2 separate regions of the Homo sapiens genome follow, and region 1 is linked to region 2. A link is an interaction called in ENCODE POLR2A ChIA-PET data of the cell type or tissue named here. Cell type or tissue: CD4-positive, alpha-beta T cell. All regions are shown on one strand. Each heading gives the region's core, and the rest is flanking DNA. Links, peaks and the distances in the headings are about the cores only.

What was found. Peaks named below come from ENCODE experiments on the same cell type or tissue, not always from the same donor. Only the 100,000 strongest peaks of a DNase experiment are listed, where the experiment ranks them.
Region 1: POLR2A ChIA-PET joins it to region 2 with 11 read pairs; 4 of 35 experiments call an interaction of 5 or more read pairs at or near these places.

What each region holds. Positions count from the first base shown.
Region 1 is chr3:18,717,041-18,733,655 of GRCh38, reverse strand. No RefSeq gene overlaps it. Among named protein-coding and RNA genes, the nearest start is that of SATB1-AS1, 280 kb to the right of the region's middle. In CD4-positive, alpha-beta T cell, for the core only: no CTCF peak of the experiment used is centred there; DNase peaks (open chromatin) are centred at 7,655 and 7,905; H3K4me3 peaks cover 534 bases; H3K27ac peaks cover 6,513 bases.
Region 2 is chr3:18,649,721-18,666,335 of GRCh38, reverse strand. No RefSeq gene overlaps it. Among named protein-coding and RNA genes, the nearest start is that of SATB1-AS1, 210 kb to the right of the region's middle. In CD4-positive, alpha-beta T cell, for the core only: no CTCF peak of the experiment used is centred there; no DNase peak of the experiment used is centred there.

The DNA.
Region 1 (16,615 bases), core at 3,936-11,935, 69 kb before region 2:
TTCTTTAGCCTCCACCAAACCAATGAGTTTAGGTGATAAATCAGGTAATTTTTTCTACTTTGGTTCAGATTCAAATATAAACTAACAGTAAATTTTATCTAGTATTGTTACAATAATAATAAGTACCATTTACTGAGTGATTGTTAAGTACTAGGAAGTCTACTCACGGCTTTGCATTTGCTAACTCATCATCACAGCTTAGAAGGTGGATATAGTTATTCTTGCTCCATTTTGAGGGAAAAAATCAAGATCAGAAGGAAATTTTCCAAGGTCACAAAGCATATACGTGACAGAGGCACTTCTAAGTACTTGTCTTGGAACCCTCTGTTCCCACAGTTCTCTAAGCTGGGATTCAGAAAATTTTTCTGAAAAAAAGGTAGAGATAGTAAATATTTTTAGCTTTGTGGGGTCATACAGTCTCTGTTGCAACAACTCAACACTGCCACTGTAACACAAAGGCCGCCATAGGCAATAAGAAAATGAATGGGTGTGACTGTTTATCAACATCAGTTTATTTATAAAAACAGGTGGTGCTGAGGTCAGGAGTTTGAGACCAGCCCGGCCAACGTGGTGAAACCCCATCTCTACTAAAAATACAAAAATTAGCCGGGTATGGTGGCGCATGCCTGTAATCCCAGCTACTGGAGAGGCATAGGCAGGAGAATTGCTGGAACCCGGGAGCTGGAGGTTGCAGTGAGCCAAGATTGCTCCACTGCACTCCAGCCTGGGTGATAGAGCAAGACTCCATCTTAAAAAAAAAAAAAAATCCAAAAAACAACAACAACAACAACAAAAACAGGTGTTGGGTTGCTTTTAGCTTACAGCTGTAGTTTGTGAACTGCCCTCACCTCCACAACTTCAGAGAATGATTCTCGGACTTGAGCATGAATTAGCATCAACTGGAGGACTTGTTAAAACAGATTGTTGGGCCCTCCTCCAGAGTTTCTGATTCAGTAGGTCTGGGATGAGGCCAAGAATTTACATTCATCACAAGTTCCCAAGTGATGCTGATGCTGCTGAAACCAGGGCCCACACTTTGAGTACCACTGCTCTATGCATACAGGACATAAGTTGCTGACTATAAGGTAGAACACCACTCTAAAGACCAACATTTATTTTGCCACATTTTTAATGAACTAAAGCATCCTGGGATGAGAATTTTTACTGGATGAGAATTTTTATTAATATTATTTAGACAGGATCTCACTCTGTTGCCCAGGCTGGAGTGCAGTAGCACAATCTCGGCTCACTTCAACCTCAGCCTCCCAGGCTCAAGTGATCCTCCCACCTCACCCTCCAGAGTACCTGGAACTACAGGCACGTACCACCACACCTGGCTAAGTTTTGTGGGTATTTTTTTTTGTAGAGACAGGGTTTCCCAATGTTTCCCAGACTGGCCTCAAACTCCTGAGCTCAACCAATCCACCCACCTCAGCCCCGGCAAAGTGCTGGGATTACAGGCATGAGCCACTGTGCCCCACAGAGAGTTTCAATTGAAGTCTAATTTTTATTCTTGTTTCCTCTGTCTTACTTTGGATCATGCTTGGAGGCAGTTGTGAGGGTCAGGAACAAAGGGAGGGGGAGACGTGATTAGGAGTGCTAGAGTGAGTTCTGAACACAGATTTAGAATTCCTGTCTCCACTCTGTAGGGTAAACGCCCCTGGCTGCAATAACTTAAGCATACCCTCAGAATGTCCTTGTTTTGTATGGCAGACAGATCTGAATGTGTGTTCGGAGCTGGGGAATCCAGTGTGGCTAACTGGGAGGTTTGTCCCTCTTCTGTAAGAAACATCTGAGCCCCCGTTCCATGGAAAACAGACAGTACAGGGGTTTGAGACCCTGAGTTTTGGGTTAAATAAAGGTTGCTAGGTGGAGGTCTTTAAGGGGAAAGTGAAAATGCTACATAAACTTCATGCTCTTTGCGAGTGGTTGCAGTTTTCCTGCCAAGCCTGCCGCCACTGTACCATTTCTGTAGGTAAGCCAGTTCTCCTGTCCAGTTTGCTGCCACTGGACTCTATCCCCTGTATGTGTCTCCTTGTCTGGCTCCAGGTCTCTTCTGTCTCTTGAAAACTGGTGCCTTTGCTATGGAGGTTAATAGGTGTTCAGTACAATACACTCCTTACTCCGTCCCTTCGTGACTGTTCCTTCTTCATTCTCGACGATACATTACTTATGACAAGCTTTAACCTCATCTTAGACAAGATTTACACATATTCATACCTAAACACATATTTGTGTATGATATTTAATGTGAACTTTGAAGGTTATGGGCTTAGGATAACATAATCTTACAGAATAACCAACTAAGCTTTCTACAGAAGCAACAAAATGCCCTAAGTCTCAATGTTGGAGTGAACCAAGAGGCAGATGAAACAGCGATTATATACCTGAGTGTCCAAATCAAAGAAAAATGACACACTGAGTATACACTATCTCAGAGCCAAGTTCTAAACTACTAAGGATATAGCAGAAGTGATTTCTTTATTTTTCATAATAACCCTGTAGCCTGAAAAACATCATCGCAGGTAGTTAAAAGCAAGGACTCCTGAGTCATCACATACATGAGTGAATTCCAGGTGTTCCCTTACTATGTCTGTGACCTTGGGCATAATTTTTGCCCTCTCCTCTCTTCATTCATAAAACAGGATGTTGATTACGTCTCTCTTGGAGGGTTATATCAGGATAAAATGAGTTAATACATGGACAGGAACTGAGTATATGGTAAATACTTATCAAAATGGTGCATACAGCTGACTACATATGGTAATTGAAGAGACTGAGTGTAAGAAAGATTGAATGATTCATTCTAAGCTATTTTATATACATAGGAATCAACCAAGCAAGAGTTGAGCCTGTCTATGGCTGATTCCAAAGCTTCAGAGCCTAAGGGAGTAAAAACACAAGCCAAAGAAAAGGAGCATCCAGTCTCTTTTAGCAGGACAACAGGCTTAAGAACACACACCAAGAGATAATCCCGTATCAAAAATACAGGAATTATGCAGGAATGTTGGTTCAAAGGAGAATAGGCTTTTGTGAGTGTGGGCCAAAGAAAAGAGTCCAGGTGGAGCCATATCTGTGTGAGGCGAGGAGAGGGCACTGGTACAAAACAAAGCTCAACTGCCCTGGGTATAAATGATGTTGCTGGAACTGGGAGAATATTCCTGTGGCATAACGAAGACCACAGACTCAGGACGACCCACCCCAAAAACATACCCATAGCACAGATAAAAATTAAAAAGAAGGAAAATCCCTAAATCTAAAAAGAATGCTTTTAAATGATTTATTTAAAAATTGAGTAGAAAGTGTTATTAAAATGATTTGCTACCCATCAATAATAATAAAAGATAAATGGGGGAAAATCATTATTCCTTTGTCATTGCTTCTCTCAGACTCCAGTTATTTAGCTAAGTAGGGCAGAGGGGAAGGAGTGCCTGAGGTAGCTGGGAAAATATTAAGGGAAAAAATTTGTGAAAATAATTTTACAAGCCCTTCTGTTTTCCAACAAGGGGCATATCTGTCCCGGGAGCCTTGCAGCTGTGCCTTGAATAGAGCAAGCTATTAGGTTTACAGCTCCCCGAAAATAGTTTCACACAGCTCTGATTGCATAGGGCCCTCTGAGGTCCTGCTGCAGGTTTGGTTTGGTTTCATGGTGATTTTATATTTCCTGTTCAAGTTTTTATTAGTTTTATATAGATACATAAGCATGAAGGGTCAAGGGGAAGGGAGAAACACAATAAGACCAAATGGAGTTTTTCAGTTAGTAATAGGAATTTAAGGAAACAGGATGTTGCTCAACTCATGGGAGGTTGATGCTGGAGTCTGGAGAGCCAGGCCCATGTTTAATCAAGGATCTGATGTCAAATAACTATGCAGAGTGAACCTATTGCATCGCTCAACTTGTATTCCCCTCCCATTCTTCTATGTTCTTCTATGTATGAAGACTGTCTTGCCAAAGCTATTTCATTGTTGTAGACATTAGGAACAGAGAAAAAAAATACACTTGTGGACCAAGGTAATTCTAAATCTATTTCAGTTGGTGTTTAAAGGCATGGGCCCAGAAGCCATACTGCCTGGGTGTAAGTCCTAGCTTCTCCACATTCTAGCCATGGGATCTAGAACACCAGTATCCTCATGCCTCACCTGTGAAATGGGGACAATAGAACTTACCTCATATGGCTGTGTATATGTGGAAAGTCTCATTTAAAAATAAATGAGAACCAAGGTAAAACTTATAATAAATTCTTCTATATATCCACATGCATATAAACTTAGAAAACTACTAGGCATACAATGACTGAAATAATATATGTTAAATATTTAGGACAGTATCTGTCTCATAGAAACTGCTCAATACATTTATCTCTTATGTTTATTATTATTATTGCTGCTGTTACATGTTTAATGAAGTATTAATTTACACAACCAATTATCTCATCTCAGTTTCCTGAGACGCTGCTATATATACTCCTGGTCTTCTAGTACCCTTGGGTCATGGTGGAACCATGCATGTGATTTGGTTGCATGAAGAATCAGGCCAGTGGACATACATTTACCTGTGGTAATCCACTGAATACTTGTGGAAGTGAAAAAGTACCCTCTAGAACCATGCTTGTCAAATGTTAGTGTGCATGGGAATTGTCTCGGAATTGCATTATGGAAATGCAGCTTCTGATTTAGTAGGTCTTGGTTAGGCCTATGTCTTTGCATTACTGCTAGTCTACAGACCATACTTTCAGTCACCAGAGAATCTAGGAATGAGCAGACAACCTAGGCTCCAGGCCCACCTCTCCTGCTGAATTCAAATGGTATTTTTCACAATTCACTTATTTCCTTCACCCTGTCAGCCAGCCAAATAAGCACTGGGAGTGTATAAGAACTGCAAGAAATGTTTTGAGGAACGCAAAGGTGACTGTGGCATGCTCATTCCTGCTTTTAAAGGATTTACCACCTAATGGTACAGAAACACACACACACACACACACACACACACACACACACACACACAAAGGAATGCCATCCAAGACTGCAAGGAGGAGCCAAAAGTGTCCAGGAGAGGGAGGATCATACTGGCAACCTAAAGAAATCAGGGTAACACATTTAATGTTGTTTTGCCTTAATTTGCCCCTCTACAAAATGGAACTAATTTTTTTGTCACTTGGCTCTTAAGACTATACTGAGGGCAAAATGAATTCATCAAGTTTAGAGTATTTTTGCAAGCAGTATCCTATGTAATTGTTGTTAATATCAGCAGTAATATCAATATTCCAGTTATAAATAGATAACTCACTTGGAGTGATTCTACTTATTATTGTACATAATTCTAAGTATCACTTTTGTATTAGGAAACGGCTCTCTTTGCTGACTTCATGACTGTAGGGCAAACGCTGTGTTTTTGACATGGGACAGGAGGAGTACCCTGCATGGGGACTCTGCATTCAGCTCATAAGTAACATGGTGGGGTTGTGGAGAAGGCAGTTCCATTTCTGTCTCACAGCCCAGGATCCTGGGTTATTAACTGGGGGCTGTGAGGAGTATGGAGTTTGCAGAGGGAATATTCTAAAGAGGTGTGGTCAAGTTGTTCAGAGAAGAGCAAGCATCTGAAACAGAATAATAGAAATTATTCCATTCTTCCGATTATGGCAACACATAGGAACCCTACCCATCCCTTTTCCCACTTCAAGATGAACTGGTTACTATTTTTAGGGTTCTTTCTTTTGTTCTAAACACAATGAATTTTAAGTTGCCGGCTACCCAAGATACAGAGCTCTCTGTGGGTTAGGGTGAGACATTTGTAGGGCCTACATCACAGCTCAACTTCTGCCTCTGCCCAGTCTACTTTCCCCTCCTGCACATCCACAGATGTTGATCCTGAGGGCACTCCTTAATAAATACTCTGCTTGCTAATCCTCCCTTAGAGTCTGCTTCCTAGGGAACAGAACCTGTGACCTCTTTGACCATTCCTCTTTTTACCTTGTGGCACATCTAAACAAAATTGACTACTCTCAGCTCCTTGAATAAGCCACAAACTCTAACCTCTATGTTCATTTGCACATATTCCATGTCCATCACATAATAAAATACCCAGCACATTGCAAATATGCATTAGTTATTGTTGAAAAAACATGTGTCCTTGTATCTGGCCCTTCTTCCTCTAATCTCCCTTTCTTGAGTAACTACTTCATCCTCATCTTTTCAGATAATTCAGCCTAAATGTCACTTCCTCTACCAAGCATTTTCTGATTTTCCTTGTCCTTTTTCCTTTCTTGGAATTGCTATTGTTCTCTTCGCTCTATAAGAAATTTTGTTAAACTGTATCACAGCAGCTTATTTGCCTATTTCCCTTCATCCTATGCAAACCGTGAGTTGTTTTTGAACACCTTGAAGTCATGGCTGTTTTTTTCACCTCTGTTTATACAGCAATAGTTTTCTTTTTTTTTTTAACCTTTGTTCATCCAGGCTCAAGAGGTGTTTAAAAATGAAACTTAGATCTGTGATCTCCTAATACAGATCTGCATTAGAATCACCTGGAGAAATGTTAGAAATGTAAATTCTCATTCTTGACCTCTGACTCAATAACTCCAGGATTAGGGCCCATTTCTGCCACCTTTGGGAACTGCTGACGAAAATCTCAGCTTGACTATCCACCATTTCTACTGAGAAGAGATCCATTTAGTTATATTTTTAGTTTTTTGACATTACAGTTGATCCTTGAACAACATGGGTTTGAACTTCTGGGGTCTACTTACATGTGGATAATTTTCAAACAAATGCAGATGGAAAATACAGCATTCATATGATGCGAAACCTGCCTGCATGGACAGCCAACTTTCAGCATTTGCAGGTTCTGCAAGCCTGAATGAGGGACTTGAGTAAGTGCAGATTTTGGTATACATGGGGGTCCTGGAACCAATCCCTCACACATACCAAGGGGTCACTGTAGCTTGATCATTTACTTTTAAGCATAGCTAAGCTCTTGGTCAGGAATACACCACCCAATTATTTCTCTGCTCCTATGGAAAATGACACTGTGCCTTCCAGAGGTCCAGTTTGGTAACAGCATGAGAGCACCAGAGACAGGTTGCCTGGGTTGACCCCTGGTCCCAACCCTTTGCTGACAGTACAACCTTAGACAAATTACATATTTCTTTGTGCCTCAGTGTTCTCACCTGCAAAATGAGGACAATAATAATTTGTACCTCATGCATTGGTTGTAAGAATCAAATAAGTGAATGCATGGGGAGTGTTTAGAACTGAACTTGACACATAGGGAAATCTCAATAAATGTTACTTATTTCTATTTCTATAATGATTACTGTTTTTTATTATGATCTTAGGAAATTACTGTCTAGAAAAATATGTAACTATAAGGGACATATTGACTAACTGTGAATGTCTAAAAGTTTGGCAGAGGAATGTATAACAAAATTCACAATTTGAGATTCTAGTCCCATGACATACGTTATCTTCCCATTGTTAGTTGCTTTTCCATGATCTCCTTGTTCCTGGTGCCTGAAGATTTTTCTCACATCTTGTTGTTCTGGCAGGGCTTTCCAAGCTTAAACAATATGCTCTATAGTTCAACATTCTACAAGAGACTTGGGTGAAGGATGTTTTTTATATCTCGGAAGTTTAAAATTGCGCAATCCTTCAGGCATAGTGTTTCAACTGAGAGTGGCCTGTTTTCTGAAAGCAGTCTTCCGTACAGACAGTAGTATATCAATTTGTCACCAACTTGGAGATCCCGGCAGAAAACTGTGAAAATTACATACCTGTAATTTGGTTTTCTCATTATAGGGACCTTGACCAGTCTGGATGCTATAGAGTAAGGTCATTGACACTTAAAAGAGAGCAGCTGGACTTAAGAATTTGATGGCAAAACTCAGCAACCCCTCCTTTCCCCTCCGCCTCCACATCCCCCTCTGGCAGGAAATTACACCCAAACCACAGAAAACATTGCACATGCTTTCATCCAAAGAGAAATAATAAAGTTGATCAGCTTAAATTAAAAGGCTGTAACCTATTTTTTACTTTGTGTAAATAAGTCAGGTGTAACAATCTATTTTACTTGCCTATGAAAGTGTTCATCCACCTGAAGGCAACAGAAAGCTGAGATTTCACAGAATCAATTTAGGGTGAACTTGAGAAAAGGTTTTCACATAAAAACTCCCAAAAATATTACTATGAAAGTCTGTGAACTTTTTTCTCATTGAAAAAAATAATTGCCTCTCAGGGCCCCCAATTCTAGATAAAGACACAAAGGATGCTTGACCTGTAAAAGATTAGAACTATATGATAGATTTGAAATCTGTCTTGTAAAAGATAAATTCTTTTTTTATTATTCCCCAGTGTAGAACTAAGGCAAATGAATAGAAAGATATTAAGGCAGTGACTTTGGGTCAACATGAGTTTAGGATGTAGAAATGTCATTATATTAACAGCTGGCAGCCTATTTACTCCTAAAAAGGGAAGAACATTTGCTTACAGATATACCCTGACAATGTCTTAAAGAAGATGAGTATTATGCTGAATTAGGTTTGTAGAGTATGTTCTTTGTATAGTGACATATTCTTTGACCCCTCAAATTTTCAGTAAAATAAGTAAACCAGCACAAAGCTAATTTCTAGAGGATCTTTCATGAACTGGTGGAGGGATTCAATGTTGCCTCCAGGACAATGTAGGATGAAAACAAGGACTAACACGACAGCTGGAACGTTGATGGACAGATGCATAAGGAAGCAAACTATCAGGAATTTGCGAAAATTATGAAGCGGGGCTCTGAATTTCCAGAGAAGTTCACAGTGAACTGACAAATCCCTGAGAGGCAGGGAAGCCCTGGCTGACAGCTCATTTTCAACAGAAAGAACTTTCCTATAATGCTCACCTAGCTAGTAAAGTGACTCCCTAGCTCCTATACTTACTTCCTCCCTCAGGGCTAACAAGCCCTACCGTGGCATCCTCACAGGGCTGGACTCTGATCCCCCTGGTCAAGGAGAGAGTCCATTGAGGGAGATGAATTAATTAAGAGATTTACAGCTCAGAAGGCATAATGGAAGATGCAGCCCTGTTTATTGTGCTTCATGAACCCAGAGAAGAAGTCCCAAACTCAGTTTTGGAGTAAGACGGTATTAGAGAAAGTTTCTCAAAAGAGGTGACAGTGGGTTGGGGCAGGAGTAAATTTAAACAAACAGTAAGTTCAAAATGTAAAATTGTTTGATATTTTGAGGGAACGGCAAGCCCTTGAGTGTGGCTAGCTCACAGCGGCTAACGTGGGAGATTCGGGGCTGCCTTTCAAAACAAGCATAGGAAGGTAGCCAAAGACCACATCTAAAAGGTTCCTAAGTCAATCTAAAGAGCTTGGATTTTTATCCTGAAGACAATAGGAAGCCACTGACAGTTTTTAAGTAAAGAAGCACTGTGATTACATTTGGTGATTGAGAAAAATATGTTGAGGGTCTCTAGACAGCTGTTTTGTGGAGTTTAGATATTTGCTTGTCCAATGCCATCCTCCTAGCCTGAGGACCTATGTGTCCTTCCAGACATACCTCCCCTATGAAAAATTATCTGATAATATCAACCCCCTCCTTTGATCTTTGTCACATTTGTTTTTCGCTCCTGTATCACTTACCTCCTTGCACATTTTTTAAAATGAAGCATTCTTCAAGTGTCATTTCACATCTAAATCTTTGAAAATTATTCAGGACAGACACTCACAAGCCTACAGGACACAATCAGATAAGTGAGTAAAGCAAACCAGGAATAAGAGGCATTTGTCTGCATGGTGCTGTGGGTTGAATGTGTCCCCCCAAAAGTTTATATGGTGAAAGTTTTATTCCTTAATGCAGCAATGTTGGGAGGTGGGACCTGGTGGGAGGTGGGAGGTTTTTGAGTTATGGGGGCCTAGGCCTCAGGAAGGGATTAGTGCACTTCCCTCAGGATAGGGATAGTTCTCACAAGAGCAGTGTTACAGAGCAGATAACCCCACTTTGTTTCTTTTCCTTTTGCTTGTGCTCACTTGTACTTCTGCTTTTCTCTCATGCTGTGAAGCAGCACAAAGCCCTCACCTAATGTAGCCACCTGATCTTGGACTTCCCAGCATCTAGTACTATGACCTAAATACATTTTTCTTTAAAAATTACCCAGTCCCAGGTAATTTGTCATGGCAACAGAAAATGGATTAAGACACATGGGAAACATGTAGTAATGCTCTTTACTTCCACAAAAAAAGAGGTTGAAAAAAACACACACATTTATGTAACATAAGAAAAGCAACAGCACAAGGGCAGTGCTAATAGAGATGTGTAATTAACCACAGTATTCATGAAGCAATAGGGAGTGATGAGATCTGTAGTCAATCAGAGAGATCATTCACTTTTGTAAGAAAGGTAGTCGCTACTTGTCCCAAGTAATTGTTGACATGCAGAGTTAGAGAAACAGAGTGTAAGATGTCTTGATTAAAAAGGGGGAAAAAATCAAACTCCAAATTTTTATATGAAATATCCTTATACCTAAAAATTGGTTGAAAACTTTTCTGAATATTACAGACCAATATCAGCATATCAGTGGCCCAGATATATCCCACATACCCTACAAATTACAACTTGCGTAATACATTTTTATGTGACCATGAAGTCTAGAAACTTGCTTAATAAATATAATTTGAAAACAAGGTGCTTTTGTTTCTGTGACTTTTGACACCCTCATCTTTATCATTCATTGAGCTCTGACTTTGTGTTGACTTTCATTGCTATTTATTTTTCATGTTTATTTTTAATCTTTTCAAAGAGATGAGACCTCCCGAATATCATAAATCATCACTTCAGCATCTTTCTTTCCCCAGCCCATAACATGGTTATTTTTCCTTTGTTTAGGCGCTGTAATAATTATAAAAACTAAAATTTATTAATTGTTTACTACAGGTAAACAATTCATATTATCTCATTTGTTTCCTAAAACAATATTATAAAATAGCTACTGATATTTTGATTCTTACTTACAGATGAAGAATTCAAAGATTGGAAAGATTAAACAAAGTGTCCAGGCTTATGTAGTTAGGAAGTTATGGAGCTGGGACTCAAACATGGCAGGCTGGCCCCAGGAGGTACTATTTTACTGCTAAAAATGCCAGATGATGGTAGAAGTGATGTTGATGATGTCAGAGAATTTGAAGCAGGTATTTCTTCTGGCTTACTCAAGCTCTATGATTCCTCAAGGCTATTCCTTGAATGTAAGTCATTTCAAATAACTTTCAATGCATAATGTCCCATACAAAAAAAGAAACTGGGGTAATCTTTTGATTTTATGATGATATTTGTCATGTGGTGATTTATAAACCTTGGAAAAGTACTTTGGAGCCATGGATTCACAAAGATGTGTCCTGATTCCCTTCATATTTGATTTGAATATAATGGCTTTCATATGCATTCAAATATTTCTAAAACATTAATTTAAAAAAAAAGCCAGGTGCGGTGGCTTACGCCTGTAATCCCAGCACTTTGGGAGGCCAAGGCAGGCAGATCACGAAGTCAGGAGTTCGAGACCAGCCTGGCCAACATGATGAAACCCCATCTCTACTAAAAATACAAAAATTAGCCGGATGTGGTGGCAAGCGCCTGTAGGCCCAGCTCCTCAGGAGAGTGAGGCAGAAGAATCGCTTGAACCCAGGAGGCAGAGGTTGCAGTGAGCTGAGACAGCGCCATTGCACTCCAGCCTGGGTGACAGAGTGAGACTCCATCTCAAAAACAAAAAATAAAAAAAAAACCCAGCAAATTCAAGTGGCAATTCAACCCATTAGCAATCTCCAGTGTGCTAACTAGTAGTATCACTAACCATTTAATAAATACATATATATTTCAACATGAAGTGCATTTATACTAATAAAATACCACTTTTCTCTGCTTTGCATATTGGAGTTCTATGTCAGATTTTGTTTGCATAATGCATTCTGCTCTGTAAAAAAGTTGGAAAGCCTCTTCCCTAAATATAGCTTCTTACTAAGTCAGTCCTCACTCTCCCACCTAATTACACATGCTTGAGCAGTCAGTAGAGGCTGATTAGCATTGTATTATATTTATGGAGTCTAAGACGCAATGAATTGTAAGATGCACTATTATTTTATGTACCAAAAAGAGAGAAAAACACTCCCAATAAAAATATGGTATCCCATCAATTCAGAGATATTAAATTTTTAAAAAATAAGTTCTTGAATAAATAGAATACAGTAATTAAGAGCTTGAACTTTGAGCTCAGATTACCTAAATTTGAATTCCAGGGCATCTTATATTCTGTGACCTTTGGAAAACCATTAAGTACCTTCAGCTGCAAAATAGGAATATTATTACAATCTAACTTAGAGAGCTATTGTGAGAATTAAATAAAAAAGTAAGTGTAAGGTCAGAGGTTTGGGGTATAGTAGGTTCTTCATAAATATTTGCTATTTTCATTATTATGAACCTTAAGAAAGCCCTTGCTGTTGGGTTTTGTGTTCCTGCCAAGATTTATATGCTGAAACCTAATAATCCCCAACGTGATAATACTTGGAGAGGGAGTCTTTGGGAGGTGATTGGTCATGAAGATGGAGCTCTCATATATGGGATTAATGCCCTTATAAAACAGGCCCCAGCCTTGCCTCTTCCAGCCTGTGAGGACATGGTGAGGAGGTGTCATCTATGATCCAGAAAGTAAGTCCTCACCAGATACTCAATCTGCTTGTGCCTTGATCTTGGAATCCCAGCCTCCAGAACTGTGAGAAATAAATTTATGTTGTTTATAAGGCACCCCGTTTATGGAATTTTGTCATAAGCCAAGAAATTCCTTGATCCTGTGACTTGACTGTATGAAGACTGTTATAGACTAAGAAATCCCTTAATCCTATGACCTGACTGTATAACGTTTTTCCCATTAGGGGCAGGGGCGGAGTGATCAGACTTGTGTGATACCCAAATAAATGCCGCCAGGAATCTATGCCTCTCCTTTTAATCTCCTTTTCAGAAGCTCTTTTCTCTTAGTCAGAAGGGTGAACACATATCTGATTGAACGGGCTTTTATCACTAGAGGAGGAGGTTTGCCTGATGATATAAAGCTCTGTTCAGATGCCAATTTAATCTTTTCTGATGGAGAGGTTTTAGAAGCTTTTAGCCCTCCTTGGTGACCTCCACATCACACAAATAGATTTATCCTGATCTTACGTCCTACCATCCCAGAGTTGTAAGGATGGAGTAGATTTTCCTTCTAAAGTTTTGGTCTGGAGTGCAGTGGTGGGGCAGTTTATTTAAATAAATGATGAAATAATGGATATGTTAATTAACTTGATTGTGGTAATCATTTCAGAATATATTCTTACATCAAACCTTCACATTGTATACCTTAAATATATACATTATTTTTATTTATCAAGTATACCTCAATAAAGCTGGGGGTAAAAAAAAATAAAAGTAAAATAGTAAAGGTTTTTTAGAATATTTTTTAAAAGAATTCTAGTTTTGGAGCTAATTTCAGATGCAGTTTTTATTCAAAGTAAAAAAAAAAGTTGTTGGTCCCTTTGAATTGTGTATACTAATTATTTATGTATGGAATTCTTATGTGGATAAATTTGGTGACAGCTCTAGTCTTTTTTTTTTTTTTTTTTGAGGCAGGAGGTTTCTCTTTTGCCCAGGCTGGAACACACTGGCGTGATCTCGGCTCACTGCAACCTCGACCTCCCAATCAAGGGTCAACCCAACTTAGCCTCTCGAGTTGCTTGGACTACAGTCATGCACCCCCATGCCCGGCTAATTTTTGTACTTTTTGTAGAGACGGGGTTTTACCATGTTGCCCAGGTTGGTCTTGAACTCCTGGACTCAAGCGATCTGCCCACCTTGACCTCCCAAAGAGCTGGGATTACCATTGTGAGCCACCGTGCCTGGCCTGACAACTCTAGTCTTAACATATTCCTGAGCTTCAACATGCCTTTCCAACTGCCTGATAGGTACTGCTAATGCCTCAGACTGTGGTTTCATCAACTCATCACACTGGAAACCAAATTCATAGACTTCTCCCAAAACAAGTGTATGAGCTAGGCTATGCTTTAGTAACAAATAAGACCAAAACCTCATGTCACAGTCCAATGGATTATCTGGGCTGCTTCCATTGTGTGGCTACCCCATCTGGTAAGATTTCCAAGGTCATTTCAGAAGGGAAAAGAGGACTTGGAGGTTACCAATCATGTTTAAAAGACCAAGACCATCCATGGTTTATCTCATTTCTATCCACATTACATTGGCCAGAACTGAGTCATCAGAAACCCCAAACCTGTTAATTCTATCTCAATGGCAACTAAATTTTTTTTCTCTTTTCCACCCCCATTGATATTGTTCTTTTTCAGATATTTTTAATATTATATCTGTACCACCAAAGTAGTTCCTGCAGAGGTATTCTTGCCTAATGTCTTCTTTCTTCCCACACCTGTGGATATATCCTCTATGCTGCTCCCAACTTACCTTTCACAGATCTTATTTATTCTTGTGATTGAAAAGGGTTTTCTGGGAAAGCCTGTGGGGTAGGGCTGTGTTCCTTGCATGATGTTCAGGTGCTGTCAGGTGCCAGTGCACCCCCTCATATATAACACTATTCAGCCTAACCAGATCTCTTGTTTTCCTAGAAATTTCCTTTTTCTATGCATGGTCTAACTAGTCAATATTTTTCTATTTTTTGAAAGCCTACCAATTATGCAAGACTCGACCTAGGTGTATTCCTTTCTCTTTCAAGTATGTCTTCATTTACCTGGTTGGAACGAAATGATAACTTCAAAGGGGTCCTTAAGCACATTTTAAGAACTCTTTTTTTCAGATTTTTTTTTTCCCATTCTGATGGAGACTTAAAGTGAATGACTTATGAACCATCTCCCTGATTTGACTGCTTGCTCCTTATAGGACTGCAATAGATACTAATCTTCTTATATTTACAGCATTAACCTCAATGCATTAAATATCATAAATACTAAATAAATATTTAGTATATTAACTAACTTTCCAACACTTTTAGCAATTACTAGGACTAAAAGATACTACAAAATTTCAAGTATACGATTATTTGTTTTATTTTCTTCTATGACATGACACATTTTTGAAAGAGGAGTTTTGCTGCATTAATGTTTAAATTATGTTCTTTATATTAGATAACTTATGCAAGTATGCTCAAGATGGAAAATAATGTAGGTCTTTGTCATTTCCTTTAAAGTCTGAAAGCCCTAATGACTGATGATATCTGGGGCTTTAGGTAAAAAAACATACCAATAGCTTTCACACACAGCGTTTAATCCTGCACCACTCTCTTCATCTACCTCTGCTCTGCTCAATACGTTTTCTCTATTCTCTGTTTCTTACCAAAGAAAAACTCTGGTTTTCAAACCTGTTGGTTACTTTTGGCTCCATTTATCTTTCTCCATTCTCCCAAACTCGTGGCCTTCTCCTTGAGTCCTTAGCAAGATACTTTCTTGTATTTGTCTACCAACCATCTGGCTGTATTTCCTTAATAACTTACTTTTTATTTGGATGCAAATATGTTTTTTGGAACAAAATGAGAGAGAAATCATGGAATAAAGGTGTATCAGAATGTTTTGGCCTGCAACCAGCAGCAAGCTGTAGCTCAGACTGATATAAATAATATGGGGATTTATGAACTCTCATAATAAAAGTCCAAAGGTTAGGATAAGCTCTATAACTGCTTATTAGCAATTATCTTCGCTCAGTTCTTCTCTGTGTTTGCTTGTTTCTTGGGCCAGTAAGAAAATGGATGTGGTAATTCTAGGCATCAAACTAAGCAGAAGGAAACTGTTCTTGTGTTTTCTTTTCAAAGAAAGAAAACCTCTCACAGAAAGTCCCTATAAGACTTTAGTCATGGTTCATTGGCAGGATTGGGTCATATGCTATTTATAAAACCAACCATTGGCAAGGGAAATTGATTACCCTAATTGACTAAAACAAATCATTTGGAATCGGAAGAATTATGAGGGGTTAGCCTCAACAAGTACTGCAAAAAGAGAAGGCAAGAAGCAGGGAGAAAAGGAAGGAAAGAGGAAGGAAGGAAGGGAGGAAAGAAGGAAAAGGGAAGGGAAGGGAAGGGAGGGGCAAACCAGAATTAAAACTAGAATTAGTCTTCTCATTTTACAAGCTCACCATTTGTAAATAATTGTAGTATTTCAAAGATTTCTGTTAGGTCTCTAGATTTCAGTGGATCTTAGTTGCAAAACTTAACTTCTAGGCCCTTCATCAGAGGGGATTATATCTCTGGAGGTTCATCTGACACTTGAATGCACCAGTCTGTAAGGCATTCATGTCCTCTCTGCTCACAAGCCGTTGACCAGAGCTAGTCATAGGGCTCAACTTAACCATGGATATCAGATGGCAAGACGTTCAAATCTACCACATGCATGGAAGTCAGAAAGCTAAAAATATTTGATGAACAGCATTAATGACTACCATAGTCCACTAAATATTCAGCCCATTCAAACAATCCAAAAATCTTAGTGACTTATCACAACACAAGTTTATTTCTTACTCCAACTGAATGTCCATCATAAGTTGGCAGCAGAATTTTCCTCCTCTGAGTCATTCAAAGGCCAAGCTAACTGAGGCATGTA
Region 2 (16,615 bases), core at 5,409-13,408:
AGGGTACTGCTTTGTTTTGTTAAAGCCACCAAAGAGGTTTATATTTCTTCCTCTTTGGAGCCAGGATAGTTGCACAATGGTGCTGCAGCAAGAGACATCATGGTTCAAGAAGCAGGCATTGACAATTCTCTACCCAGAACTGGCTTCTGGATATAAGAGCCTTAGCAAAGTTTATATCCTTTCACCTCATAATTCCTCTTCTAGGAATCTCTTCTAATGGACTGTTTGGCAATACATAGAAAAATTTATGTGCAAAGATGTTCATCTTAGTTTTATATGTAATTGAAAGAAAAACAAAATATAAAATAAAAGGACATACCTACATAATTAACAAAAAGTTATTGGTTTAATTATGCAGCGTCCAAAGAAGAGGAATATTCTGTAGACATCAAAAAATGTTTATAAGAAGTTTTAGAAAGAGAAAATCAATTCGTTTTTACCCATTCACATGTTTCTGTACTTCCTTCCAATTTTTCTATAAAGATCATGATTGGTCCTGGTTAACAGGAGACAGAAAACATGAAGATAACTGTGAGAGTTCTGATGTATAACACGATGGACAATTCTGAAAAAGGCTTCTCTTAAAAGCAGTTATGTGCAAGACTCAGTATTTATTCTTAGCCAACCAATTCTTGTTTTTTTTTGTTTGTTTTTTTTTTTTTTTTTTGGCAGGGATCTCTCTCTGTCGCATAGGCTGGAATGCAGTGTCGTGATCTCAGCCCACTGCAACCTCTGCCTCCCAGTTTCAAGTGATCCTCCAGCCTCAGCCTCCCAAGTAGCTGGGATTACAAGCATGCACCACCATGCCTGGCTAATTTTTGTATTTTTAGTAGAGATGGGGTTTCACCACATTGGCCAAGCTGGTCTCGAACTCCTGGCCTTAAGTGATCTGCCCACCTTGGCCTCCCAAAGTGCTGGGATTACTGGCGTGAGCCACTGTATCTAGCCAAGCGAACCAATTCTTAATCGCTCAATCATCTTTTATATGTGGCCGTATGTAAGAGCCACCAACTGGTTTTTCCTCTGCCATTCTTCTACTTGTTTTGTGTTGGAAAAGGCTGATTGACAATTTATGTTATCCTCTTGGGGAAAAAAAAGTTGAAGGTATGATCTTCCATAATTATTTTGTTAAACAAGCCCTTTACTTCATGTGATACAATTTAAGAGGTCTTTTTATTAGTTGCTACTTAAATAAAAGGAAAATTTGCATTTATACACCCACAAGAGTGGACTGAACTGAGAATCTTCAGATAAATAGACTTTCTCTTTACTATAGTGGTTTTCATGCCTTTCTTAGTAGATTATAAACTTATATTTGAACTGCTCATATTGCAGAACAAGATTTTGAATTCTTATGTTTCAACAAATTCTGCTAAACAAATAAATGAAGCCCCTATATCAGTGGGCATCCATATTTTGGGGGGCTTCAAAAGGCATTGTTTAAATTGTATGCCAAATTCTCAATATTGTGTGTAAGTCAAAGAGAAATTCAAGTGATTGAAGTGGAGGTGGGGGAGGACAGAAACTGAGGGTGACCCTACAACTTATCATGCAAGCTAGGATACTCTTGGGAAGCAATATAAACAATTGCTTTGGGGCAACATATTTACAAATCATTCCTTTGTGCTCTAGGAAGACCACAAGTTGAAATTGACCAGAAGTAGTAGTGGAAATAATTGAGAATTGGCTACATAAAATAAACATCTCAATGTTGGGGGCAGAGGATGAGCAGAGATACTGTAATTGAACTGCAGAACCAAACAAGAAATTGAACAAAAGTTATACTTGCAATACAGAGATAGAAGGCTAATTTGGTCAATTTAGAAAGTGCTTGAACAAAACAATGGGGAAAAAAATGAACTGCCCCAAAATTAGCAAAGGATAGCTGCATAGGCAGCTTATAGGGGAGGAAAATACAAACGGCAATGGTCAATAAAAACACAAAAAGATGTGTAATTTTACTCATAATTAAAGAAATCTAAATCAAAACAAGAAATTATTTTTCACCTAAATAGATGGGCAAATGTTAAAGTGTGAAGATATCTGATATTAGTTAGCCTGCAGAAAAGCAGTCTTTCTTAACACTGATGATAAGAATATCCACAAGTTTAAATTTTTAGATGGCCATTAGGCAACAGGTATTAAAATAAAAACATATTGTCTTTGACCTCACATTAACACAGCTAGAAATTGACCTGATAGATACATGTGTAAAAGCAAATATATGTATACAAGAAATACGAACCATAGTTTTTCATAGCAGAAAGAAACATGGAAACGACCTAAATGGTTACTATTTGGGGAAGGATTAAATATATTATAGAATAGAATGTCCATATGGTAAAATAATATGCAGCCAATAAAATAAAAACTGAGGAAGTTTTGTATGTGCTGGCATGGAAAAATCTCAGACATCAGTAAGACAAAAACAAAACAAAACAAATAAACAAAAAAAAGCAGGGTCAGAATATTGTGTTTACCATGGTTTTTATTCTGTGTATTATTAAGAAGGTACTAGCAAGTATTATGTATGGGTTTTTAAGATCACACCAGAAAGCATTACCAGTGGTTGTCTTTGTCAGAGGGATTGGGTGAAGGAGTCGGGGAACTGGGGGTGGGGGAGAATTTTACTCTCTGTTTTGTACCTTTCTGCCTTGTTTGAATTTTCTAAATATGTTCACGTGCTCCTATCATAAATTTTTAAAATGTCAACAAAGGTTATCTGTGCAGTGGGATTACTGTAATAAATATTATAAAAGGTGGAGAAAGCTATGTGTGGAGAAAACAAAATGCTAAGCCCAAGTCAAGACAAATTCCATACTTTGAAAACCATACTGCCTCCATTAACTATGAAAGAGTTTGAAACATAAATCCCTTCCTTTGCCAAGTATTTAGCACTTGAGCCATCCATTGGCCCAAATGTTTATTACAATACTGAAGTTACAAAGATGCCATTTGTTGCCCTTTACTGAAAGAATGACAGAGATATGTGTAAGGGGTTGTGGAAGCAGAGAACATTCCATGATGGATGTCAACATATTCAAAAAAGAGCCTGGAATATCCATTCCATCTCTATCTTTAGACCTGGCCCTCAGTAAACAGGAGAGGCCCCTATTTCTATGGAGCCTTTCCTAGTGTCATTCCTTTAAAGCATAAAAGCCACAGTTATGCATAAGACCAAATTATTTGATCTATAGTACCTTTCTGAAAAGGTGGCTGCGAGAGGTTGAAGTTAGAACTGGCAAATAGAGGCCTTCCCCAGTGACACAGTGAAGATCTTCTAGAAACCTACTGAAAGGATAGCTCTCTCACAGAAGCCAGCCAGTGTAAATCACCAGCAGAACTAAGGATATTCTGTTCTTAACTAGGTCAAGAATCGAAAGTGGGAGTGAGGGGAGGTCTAAATATGTTCACTTTTCCTTTGGTGAGAGAAGGGCATCTCCTCCTCTCTAGCTCCAACCCTTCATACTGGGCTGGGGCTACAAAGGAGGAGATACCCCAAGCGCTAAAGGGTAAAAATAAAGGGACTGTACCTTTTTAGATCTCCAGTTCTCCTTCATCTACCACAGGAGACGTATGACTTCTGACACCCTTCCATTTAATTTTTTTTCAACCTAACATTCCTATCAGAAGCAAAATACTTGTATTTATGATATTTTTCTACAAGGCTTATTCCCAATTCAGTATTTTTCAACAAACAGTTCCTCAGCAGTCCAGTGATGAGGCTTTGACATTCCATGAAATGAATGTTTAAAATAATAATCTTTGGTCATCTACTATTACCCAGCACTGTGACAAGTGCTTTACATAAAATCACCCTGCATGCTCATGGATAGGAAGAATAAATATTGAGAAAATGGCCATACTGCCCAAAGTAATTTATTGATTCAATGCCATCCACATCAAGCTATCACTGTCTTTCTTCACAGAATTAGAAAAACTACTTTAAATTTTATATAGAACCAAAAAAGAGCCCATATAGCCAAGACAATCCTAAGCAAAAAGAACAAAGCTGGAGGCATCACACTACCTGATTTCAAACTATACTACGAGGTTGCAGTAACCAAAACAGCATGGTACTGGTACCAAAACAGATATATAGACCAATGGAACAGAATAGAGGTCTCAGAAATAACACCACACATCTACAGCCATCTGATCTTTGACAAACCTGACAAAAACAAGCAATGAAGAAAGGGTTCCCTATTTAATAAGTGGTGTTGGGAAAACTGGCTAGCCATATGCAGAAAACTGAAACTGGACCCCTTCCTTACACGTTATACAAAAATTAACTCAAGATGGATTAAAGACTTAAACGTAAAACCTAAAACCGTAAAGACCCTATAAGAAAACCTAGGCAATACCATTCAGGACGTAGGCATGGGCAAAGACTTCATGACTAAAACACCAAAAGCAATGGCAACAAAAGCCAAAATTGACAAGTGGAATCTAATTAAACTAAAAGAGCTTCTTCACAGCAAAAGAAACTGTCATCAGAATGAACAAGCAACCTACAGGATGGGGGAACATTTTTGCAACCTATCTATCTGACAAAGGGCTCATAACCAGAATCTACAAAGACCTTAAACAAATTTACAAGAAAAAAAAACATAAAAAGTGGACAAAGGATATGAACAGACACTTCTCAAAAGAAGACATTTATGCAGCCAACAAACATGAAAAAAAGCTCATCATCACTGTTCATTAGAGAAATGCAAATCAAAACCACAATGAGATACCATCTCACGCCAGTTAGAATGACGATCATTAAAAAGTCAGGAAACAACAGATGCTGGAGAGGATGTGGAGAAATAGGGACGCTTTTACACTGTTGGTAGGAGTGTAAATTAGTTCAGCCATTGTGGGAGACAGTGTGGCGATTCCTCAAGGATCCAGAACCAGAAATACCGTTTGCCCCACCAATCCCATTACATATACCCAAAGGATTATAAATCATTCTACTATAAAGACACATGCACATGTATATTTACTGAGGCACTGTTCACAATAGCAAAGACTTGGAACCAACCAAAACGCCCAACAATGACAGACTGGATAAAGAAAATGTGGCACATATACACTATGGAATACTATGCAGGCATAAAAAAGGATGAGTTCATGTCCTTTGCAGGGACATGGATGAAGCTGGAAACTATCATTCTCAGCAAACTAACACAAGAACAGAAAACCAAACACAACATGTTCTCACTCATAGGTGAGAGTTGAACAATTGGAACACATGGACAGGGGGAGAGGCAGGTCACACACCAAGGCTTGTTGTGGAGTGGGAGATTAGGGGAGAGATAACATTAGAAGAAATACCTAATGTAGATGACAGGTTGATGGGTGCAGCAAACCACCATGGCACGTGTATACCTATGTAACAAACCTGCACGTTCTGCACATGTATCCCAGAAGTTAAAGTATAATAATAATATAAAAAAACACGCTGCAGAATAGGTACTATTACACCTATTTTACTGGTAGAAAAACTGAGGCTCAGAAGGGCTGAACCATTTGCACAAGATTTTACAGCTAGTAAGCAGCTGAGTGTCTAGTTAAATGCCTTATGGATGTGACAGAATGTCTCTAAAATTAAACTGAATAAAGATGAATTTTCCATAAGAGTCTGGCTTCCCTTGTCATACATAAACAAAAGACTGGACATTGCACAACCAAGCAAATGTGAAAATCTAAGAAAAGAGATGTTTCAGGTTCATTCAGCACATAGGATTTTCTGCATTAATCTAAATGTTCTACATCTGTGCTGTCCAATAAAATAACCATTAGTCACATGTGGCTACTGAGCACTTGATATGTGACTAGTATGATTTAAAAACTGAATTTTTGATTTAATTTAATTTTAATTTTATTTAACTTTAAATAAACAAATGGCTATCATTCATATTAGACTATGCAGTTCTAACCAAAGTCATTCAAGAAGCATTTATTTTTGGTGAAATGGAATCAAAAGAAGAGGAAGTAGAGGGAGAAGTAATCATATAAAATCACAAAGTATTTAGAGCTGGAAAAAACCTTTATGAGACCATCTCATCCAGCCCACTCATTTACACAGATGAGTAAACTGAGACTCAGCAAGATTACACAATTTGGTAAGGTCACTCAAGTTAGTAAAGAGCCAGTTATAAATCCTGCCTTTTAATGAATTTTAAGCTATGCTGTCAAATTTCCAGCCATGGTGTTAATTGCATAGGATTGAGTTAAACTAAAAAAAAAAATGATAAAAGGATTTTCTCTTTACTCTTTTTGAAGTTTTTATGAAGTAAGGAACACATGATAAACAGAGTCTTGGGCAGAATGGCTTTCCTTGCCTCTTGCCAAATCGGTATCAGTAAAAAATAATTTAAGGTAAAATTCCCACAAGGCAGGGAAGCATAAGTGAGTATAAAACTAACCTGCTGCCTAATTCCATGGCCTTCTGTGAGGGAAACACCAAGCACTTTGGAATTGTATTTTGATGCCCCACTTCTGTTACAAAAAATTGGACTTCAAATTATAATATTCCCTAAACCATGCCCTCCTTCCACCCTCTACCCACAAATGGGTAGAGTCCTGCGTATCTTTCTCACTGAGAAGCTCTTCTATTTAATTAGGTTAATAGGTTATAGATAGGTTAATTGGGTTAAATCCTGGGCAGAGCAAAAGTGCTTTCTAATTACTGCTGCCATTCCATTACCTGGAACTGAGATGGATCTTTAGCATATACTAGTCTATATTCCACTCACAGGAGGCCTATTTAAGCACAGTACATGGTGGAGACTTACAGGGCAGTATCACTCCCCTAAACTCCTGGCAAAGGCATTTTGAAAAGAGTGCTTTCTGCCTAATAAATTATTTCTTCCAGGTTTCCAGTGAAACAAGTCATTAATTTTTTTTTTTGACAAATGAAAGGGGGAAAAATGCCTTTTCAAATCCAGGGCACTTGAAAGTTTCATTTTCCTGTTTTAATTTGCTTTAGTGTTTCAAGGGAATAATAATAGTTTTTTAATGCCAAAGGTGGCTTTCATCACTCAAAGCCCTCTAATTTCCTCCCTTATTGCAAGTAATGTGTTAATAGTTCCAAAATGAAATATTACCTAAAACACAACTTGGTAATTTTCCTCACAGTTCAAAGTTATTTGAAAAAGAAGCATCACCTTTTACAAATATTTACTTTGCGACAACGGGAGACGCTGCAAATTATCTGCAATAGCTCCTATTCTCTTCTTTTTTTGTGCTGTCTTTGAATCTTTTGTTGGGAAGAAAGAAAGAAATGGGAAAAAGGAAAAGAAAATCTCTCCCTTCCCTTTCATGTTCTAATACCAGGTTCTACCTAAGGACCTGAATTCTACCTTTACAATTAAATAATGTGTATATGTATGTGTGTGTGTGTGTGTGTGTGTGTGTGTGTGTATGTGTATATATATATTTATTTATATGAGAGAAAAGCTTGGTATTCATGGTCTCATTATAGAATATGCACACCAAAGAAAGGATGTACATAGAGGCCATAGAGAATTTAAAAGATTTATTTATGATGTATTACTGTAATTTTTAATTTAGACATGCAAATTTTTTAATTTGCACCGACTGCTTTGCCTTAATGGTTTTGATTAATACTTGGAGGTAGTGTTTGTGAAAGAGATTTATACTGTGATTCATCTGCAAAATAATCAAATCATTACCAGCTAATGACAAAGCTGTGAAAAATGATATAGATATTGTGTAACTTCCAGCTATGGCTGAGCACGTGGAGATACCCAATCCTTCCAGCAAATGTGGACTTGTGTTAATAACTGCTGGGAAGTTCGCTCTAGGTCCACTCTAATTTGGCAACAAAAAACATTGATCTTAATAAAGCTGTCTGATAAAAGGAGCAGTGATTAACATCCCAAACCCTCCATTCTGCTACTCATGCCAAGGTCCCTTTTTTTTTTTCCAGGAATGAAATTCCACTGCACTTCCTGCTTATCGCTTCATCTCACCTCAGCCTTCTCTGACTCTCCAGATAAGGCTGCAGACAGCCCAAGGAGGGGGTGGGGAGTAGGGAGTACCAGTGGGAGCCCACACTGGTGGCTGCAGGTGGCAGTTGCTGAGAAAGAAAAGCACAGCACAGTGAATTCCCAGAGTCTGAACCCCTTCCAAAGCCAACACCCATTCCTTCCAGAACTCAGAGGCATCTCTTCTTTTAGTGGGTCTTGAAAGACTGAGTGACTCTTGCTAATCCTGACAGCATCATCAAAGGTGTGGAGGAAGCTCCAGAGCATGCTCAAAGTCAGCAGAACCACTCTCAAATGGTATCAGGAAGCAGAAGAGGGCAGGAAGCAGAAACCCACAGATAATCCCCAAATCTCATGACAGCCGCTCCTTGTGACAAGCTGCTCCACCACATCTCTCATCCAAGCGACTAACAAGCAAATGGGCAGATTGGGATTTTACCTGCCTTCTGTCTTCCTCTGCACCACTACCACCAAATGATAAAAATTAGCATTTCTTGAGGTACTTTTTTAAAATGACGATTAAAAATTGTATATGTTTTTCATGTACAACAAGTTATTTTAAAGTATGTGTACGTTGTAGAATGGCTAAAGCAAGCTATCTTGAGGTCTTACTATGTGCCAGACATTAGCGCACTTCATAGCTACTTTTTCGTTAATCCTCACCACAAAGCTATGAACTAGGTATCATTATTCCCATTTTACAGTTAAATAGTTCTCTTAATGTTAAATTTAAAAATTGCAATATGATGGAGGCAAGACTGATTTCTGGTACATTCTAGCATCATATACCCTGCCCATTCAAACCATGTCATTATCTGTCTGAAGCTCTTAGTAAAGAATAAAAATACCCAAAATGAGGGCACTCAGAAGAGAGACAGAATGAGGTAGAATAAGAGGGGGAAAAAAAGGCATGTTTCAGCCACAGTTAATACTGAAGCAATCATGTTTTAACTCATTATCAAGAAATCTAGCTCCTTTTTTATTTCAGTCTTCACAAAGGAAAGCCCCAGTAAGTGGATAATCATTAATATTTCATTGAATACCAATCCATATTTTCCACAATCGTGACATGGACATTCCACTTCATCAGGAAGCCATTTTACAAAATTAGAAAAAGCAAGGCACCGTTCTGGAAAGCACAAGGCGAGACTACTTATCATTATTATTTATTACTTACTGGGTGCCAACTGGGTCCCTACTGTAGAGAAAAAGTTATAAAAGCCTCATGCAGAGGCAAGTGGTCCCCGTTCACTAGGTTCACAATTCAATTCTGATTTCATGACTACGACGGGCCCTGTGTCTTTAATTACTGGTAACTGTGACTGCCCTGGAACCACAAAAGGAAGATCAAAACTTTCTATCACTTTCTAGACATAAAGATAAATGAGAAGGGAAGCAATAAGTATAATTAATTTTAACCAGAGCTGGGAGAGGAAAACTTTCAGCTGTGGTACCATACATAGCATTTTATCAGAAGAGCCACTCTCCTAGCAGAGTCCCTACCACTGATTCCCAGATATGAAATAGACTGCCATTTCAAAAAGAACCAGGAGTGGAAAACCAATGTCACATGGTTTTCATGGCATTAGTTCAGCTCCAAGTGTCAGAAATAAGCATGTGATTTAACTGTACATGTGGCCCAGGAAAAGCAGGAGGAGTAAAGCTAGCAAGTTCAAAGCAAAGTTCAAATTGAAGCCATTCAGAGTGAGGCCACATCATAAGCCTTTGGACAGATGAGCATCTTGTGGGATTCAAGCAGAAGATGTGGTGTAAGTAATGAGACTGAAGTGATGAAGGAAGGGGAAATACACTCTCAGAGGTAAACTTGCCGTCAAGTCGTTGGGACTTAGCTGAATAATTCCCCCTAATGCTTAGACAAATAATGCTGCTAAATTCTTGGGAATCAGACCACCATGTCTCCACCCCTCAGCTTCCAGGAGCTTCTAAAAACCGGACTGAGCTAGCTGTAGGAAAAAATTAAATCCAAAATACATTCTTCATGATCATTTCAGAGAAGGGAGATACTCCCTAACTGTCAATACTGTGAGAAAAGGGGCTATACTTGACTCAGTTTTCCAAATCTGGACGGCAATCTCAGATGTTTTGAAGGAAGGCCAGAGATCTTCCTTGTGAAAAGGTTTTACTGGCTTTGCTTCTGCCACCAACTAACAGCAAATATTCTGAAATCCAGTCCCTATCCTGGTTCCTCAGCCACCCTCCTCCAATATCATCAGCAGTTGGAGCCTTTGCCATTGCCAAGAATTTCAGCTGTCTTTTATGTAATGTTTTCTACTTCTACCAACTCTTATGCAAGATTCTGCAAATCCTCAGCTTTAGCTAAAGAGTGCTGTCCAGCAGGACTTTTTGTGATGATGGAAATGCTCTACATCAGCACTGTCCTATATGGTAGCCACCTGCCACATGGGGCGAGTGCTATGGGATAAATAATGTGTTAAGTTTATTCAATTTTTAATGAATTTAAATTTAAATTGCCACATGTGACTATTGACTGCTATACTGTGCAGTACAGTTCTAAAGACACAATGTGGATTTTACCAAAGATGTAATAGCATAAATGGAAGAAGTTTATATTGCACATACCACAGAATTCTCTTCCCCAAGCTCCCTTGCTGCTAGTTGTGTCCATACAACACAATTCTGTCCAATACAAAGAGAGCCGAGAGTTACTGGGAGAGTTTATTTCTTATATGGAACCCAATTTCTTATTCACCCCTTTTGCTTTTCTTCTTTGTGTGTGTGTACATGATAATCTGCACATGTAGCAACCACATTGAATGCTAATGCCATACATCAAGATTGGCAGGGCAGAAAGTTGGTAAAAGGGCTAGCACACCTGGAACCATTGCACTAATCCTGGACTGCTAACCTGTGAATTTATGTGCCATGGGACGAATAAAGCTATTACTCATTTAAACTACTCTTTGCCTGTTTCTCTGTACTTGTAGAAAAATGCACTAATCCTACTGGATATAACTAGGTCCTGGTATAAAGGTTTGCTACATAATGCCTTGATGTCTACAGAACTGGTATAAAGTTAAACTATAATAGCTGTCTTATCCACTGCACCTACTCAATATCCTCACTGCTCTCTTTAAGGCCAGCCCAGGGGAAGCACTGTGAAGTAATGGAGCAGATTTTACCAAATTGCCCACCCCTCACTAGGCTTCCCTCCCTTGTGCTCTGCTTCTCTCCTGTGTTTCTCTTCTTAACTAATTCTTTGTATTTTTCCTCTCTCCTTCCAGTGGTGAGTTTACTATTATTCATTACTCTTGTGATACCTCCCTAAAATTGGGGCATGGACGGAGGACAAGATAAGCTTGGTCAGAGACTAAAGGCATTTTAGTCACAGGAGGGCAGGGAGAAAAGGGTATTTGGATATTAGGAAGGCGTTCCTTTCCATTAAAAGTACTTTCATGGCTGGGCGTGGTGGCTCACACCTGTAATCCCAGCACTTTGGGAGGCTGAGGTGGGCAGATCACCTGAGGTCGGGAGTTCAAGACCAGCCTGACCAACATGGAGAAACCCTGTCTCTACTAAAAATACAAAATTAGCCAGGCGTGGTGGCACATGCCTGTAATCCCAGCTACTCGGGATGCTGAGGCAGGAGAATCGCTTGAACCCAGGAAGCGGAAGTTGTGGTGAGCCAAGGTCATGCCATTGCACTCCAGCCTGGGCAACAAGAGTGAAACTCCATCTATATATATATATATATCACATTTATTGATTTTTTTAAACCTTTCTTACATCCCTGGGATGAATCCTACTTGATCACAGTGAATGATCTATTTAATTGCTGTTGAATTCAGTTTGCTAGTTTTTGTTGAGAATTTTTGCAATTATGTCGATCAGAAATATTGACCTCTAGTTTTATTTTTTGGTTATATTCATGCCTGGTTTTGGCTATTCACTTCTGGGTACCTATCCGAATAAAATGAAGTCAGTATGTTGAAGAGACATATGTGTTCCCATGTTTATTGCAGCATTATTCACAATAGCCAAGATATGAAATCAACCTAAGTGTCCATCAGTGGATGTACAGATAATGAAAATATGGATAAAGAATAAAGAAGATATATAGACAATGGAATACTATTCAGCCATAAAAATATGAAATCCTGCCATTTGCAGCACATGAATGAACCTGGAAGGCATTATGCTAAGTAAAGTAAACCAAAGCACAGGAAGATAAATACCACATGATCTCATTCACTTCTGGAATCTAAAAAAGTTTATCTCATAGAAGTACACAGTAGGATAGTTGTTATCAGAGGCTGGGAAGGGTAGGAGGAAGGGGATAATGAGGAGAAATCGGTCAAAGAGTAAAAAATTACAGTTAGAGAGGAGGAATAAGTCTTAGTGTTCTATAGCACAGTAGCATGACTATAGTAAACAATATTATAGTGTACATTTCAAAATAACTAGAAGAGGGGATTCTAAATGTCCTCTCTACAAGGAAATGTTAAATATTTGAGGTGATACGCTCAATACCCTGATTTGATCATTACATGATGTATGCATGTACTGAAACATCACACAGTATCCCATAAATTTGCACAATAATTGTTTCAAATAAAATTAAAAATTAAAAACATTTTAAAACTATTTTTAGTAAGTAATTTTCCACCATGTGCCTAGGAAAAGGCTTCCTTGGTCTCACTTCTGAGATCTTGTTCACTCATCTTTTTTTCCGACCGATGACTCTTAGTTGGGTACCTAGCATGTACCAAGACTCTGCTTGGCCTTACATCTATATTATTTCTTTTTAATCCCCAGAACAATCCCAAGAAGTGAACCTGCAGAAGAACTTGGGGACAGGGTAGATTTTTGAGGGTTTTTCAAGTCCGCACTCTGTGGATACACACACTGTGGATAGCCTTTCATCTAATTTCTTCACAATTCTTCCTCTCGTGTGTATGCCAATTGCATCTATTGATCCAGTTTATAGATGAGGGAAGCAAGGTTCAGAAAACAAAAGTACTTCATAATAAGTCAGAGTGCCAGGATTTGAACCTGGCATTTCTGACTGCAAATCCAGGGCTTTTCCACAGGAAGGAATAGGAGACTTGAGGTTTATTTTTTCATGTGAACTTTTCTATGCCAGCCACTGAAGGCAAGGGGTGAGCTTCCCTTCTTAGAGGAGATATGTTGGAGGAGAAGAGAATGGGAATGCTAGGGTGAGGCCCTGAATGATTAGAGAAGTCAGGAAGCCAGCTCTGTGCCCTGCCAGAAGGGCACTAAGCCTCTGTGTCCTCCAGGATGTCAAAGGTGTTAATAAGCTTCCTAACCTCACAGGGAAGTTGTGAGGATTAACCTTGTTTAATTTGCAATCCAGTGATGAAAGATGTTCTTAGTGTGTTTTTTGGCCCTTCTCATTCCTCCTCCCTGAATCATGACTCACGAAAAGTAATGGAACAATACGTAAGGTGCAGGGAACAATGGAGACCGGTAACTGACATCAAGTTAAAAGCAGAATAGGACAGAATAAAAAGAGCAGTGTCAGTGGTTCTAAAATTCATAGACTGACCAGGAACCACTAGAAGAATATGCTCAACTAATCCCCCTTTTCAATAATGGAACAAATATGCTCAGCTAGCCCTGGACGCTCAAAAGTGCAACAAGGGTATCTTTCACCCTTTATATCATCCCATCCCAAAGAAGGAAATCCGGTGTCAACTTTTGAGAAGTGTTTTTTAGGGGCAAAGTTTAGGTAATGTCCTGACTTCTATTTTTTTTCAGTTCTTTGCCCATTGGTAGATCTTGCCTGATGAAAATGAAAAAAGACAGGTCATTCAATTCTTGGTCATTTGGTCACTTGGGCTTAGGTGTGTCCCAAAGGCTAAAACATCTTCTTTAAAAGCTTTCAGAAAGTTGGAGCCTTCTCTACATTTTTCCCACCTTCTCTCTGTCTACCATGGCATCTGATTTTCTCTTTTTCTAATTTAAAAGGATGAGGGTGGAAATATAAGGGCAAATTCTTTTCAGGGTCAACTCAGCATAAAAGTATCTCAAACTCATGTCTAATGAAGGGATTCAAGAATAGAACTCCAGAGAGAGAAAGACCTTTAGGAACAAAGTGGCCTTTGAGGGCTTTTCAAATCCACATACTGTATCTATGAATAGCCCTTCACTAAATTTGTTGAAAATTCAACCTCTTGTGTTTGTACCAATAGAAAATTGTTACCTTGCAGCCATAGACTATGAAACGAATATATCTACCCTCCCAGACACTAGGGAAATGTGAACAGGATGGAAGGAAAAAAAAAGGTTGCTTTCCTTCTGCCCACAAAATGACAAACATCATCTCTAGGACCTAAAGTGGACTGTATTCATTCTTGCTGTGATCTTTCAGTCCACATGAGCAAGATAAATACACAATTAATCATTCAACAGACATTTATCAAAGACATTCTATGTGCTAGTATACATGAGATGCCCAATAAATACAAATTAAGAACAGAGGAGCAGAGAAAAAATATTTTGTTTTAGGATCAAGGTACCCTTGACCAATTTGTGGGGAAAAGACAACTAACTCAGAGGCTAAAGCTTTAAGAGAGAGAGATCAAGATGCCCAAAGTAGAGGCACTGTTCTTATTTGGGCAAGGAAAGGGCACTCCTAGCTTGACTAACGTATCCTGTGTCTTGTTCCTCAGTGTGTGCACTGTCCTGAGAGACTGGCTGGTACCGAGATTCTGCCTGCTCTGGGATTTTGCCAGAGAGCCTATGGGGCACACCTGCCCAGAGATGACAACTTTTACTCATTCACACAATGACATAGTATATGGTGTTGGCTTGTTTTTCTAACTAAAAAGAAAATGCCCCTGCTACAGGTTCACTCTTCATATACAGTAATGATCACGTATGGACCAGAAGAAAAGAAAGTTGCTGCAGTACATTTCTCAATTGGTGGATTAAGCAAAATGTTATATCACTGATTTCTGAGCACTATACAATCCAGAGATGTTGCCGGTGTCTATTTAATGGAACTGCCAAAAGACATTTAATTTTTTCATGTGAAACACACCCAGAAAATTGAGCAAATTTCATCAAAATGCTTAAGCACTAGAAATGATTCTAATCTAATAAAGCATTAAGGCCTTGCTTTGTCTGTATTGCACATGTGGCAGACCCTCCATAAACAACACGGTTGGAACCTAGTTTTTAATTATTTTATATAAAATGGCCAATTTAGGTTCTGCTGGGAAACCTTTTGGAAGGGTCTCTTTGTAAATAAAGCAACCAATTTCTTAAAATAAAGTTGGCTGGTAGTACGGTTTCTTTGGGGTCTGAGTGGAATCTTTGCTGATCAAATGCTGAGGCAGGCCTGTACAATCAGCTGTTGTAACAGAATCTGTTGGTGTCTGTCGGCGCTCTGAGTGACAGCAGTGTATAATCAAAGAGACACGCAGATACACATCAGACGGCAAGAACACAGAAATAAGCAGTGGGATGGGAATATTTTGGAACCTAAATGGACCTTGGCACAAAATACTTTGAAACTGCCATTTTGCACAGTCTGATAATTTTGGTTTCTTGCACTTGGAATCTAGAAAGGGAAGGGAAAGGAAGAGGGGGAAGAAGGGCTAATTTTTATGGAGCACATCCTACACTCCAGGTGCAGAGGACTTTGCTTATTTCATGGGATCTAATCCTCATACTCACAATATCATGTTAGTTGCTTTATTCCTATTTACGGATAGGAAAGCCAAATCTTAAAAAGTGAAATAGCCTGCCTAAGGCAACACTGCTAATAAGTGAGGGAACCAGAATGCCAATCCTGGTCTGTTAGACTGCTAAGTCCATACTTTTCCACTTCCTTTATTTCCACATGGTGGTACAAATCAGGGAGAAAACACTTCCTTTATCCGGATTTTAGAGTCTCTCTGCATCTGGTGCTTTCTAAGTATTCAAGTGGAGCTGTCCTTCAGCAAGTGCCCTTCACCTTGTCTGCCCTACCATACAAGGAGGAGAATGCATATTATTCAAAAAGTAGACTCCAGTGAAAAGCTGGGCTCAGTTCAATTGGACAATGATCAAACAGTTTCTCTAATCAACTTTTGTGGAGAGTGGAGGCAGAACACTATGATATGAAGTTCAAGAGTGTGACCAGTCCGTCCCCTGCTCTGGGCAGTTCTCTCAGCATCATCTTCTCTACATTTACATAAGAGGAGAGATTGAAACAAAGTTCTAGCATGCACAACACCTGCAGGCCCTAAAAGTATAAATCATTCGTGAAAGCCAGGTTCCCCCTCTCTGAGCCAAAGAGAAGATTTACAAGAAAGCCAGTGATGTTCTTTGAGGGGAGTCAACCCACTTTATGTAAACCTGAAAGATCAGTTAGAGTTCCCAGAATTCACCCCCAGAGTGTGCTCCTGAAGTCACCAAGTGAGGGACTGTGAGAAAAAGTGTAAATGGACTCAAAACAAAACAAGACTCACCTGATTACAAGTTTCATTATGAACCTCGGGTTTTTTAGAGCTGGTGATGTCACATTGCTTTGAAAGGTTGAAAAGGATGGGGGCTGGTGTCCATGCTCAATGTTCACGTGAACTTGGCATGTCTTACAGGCTTCTCCACTGACATCACAGAAAACCTCA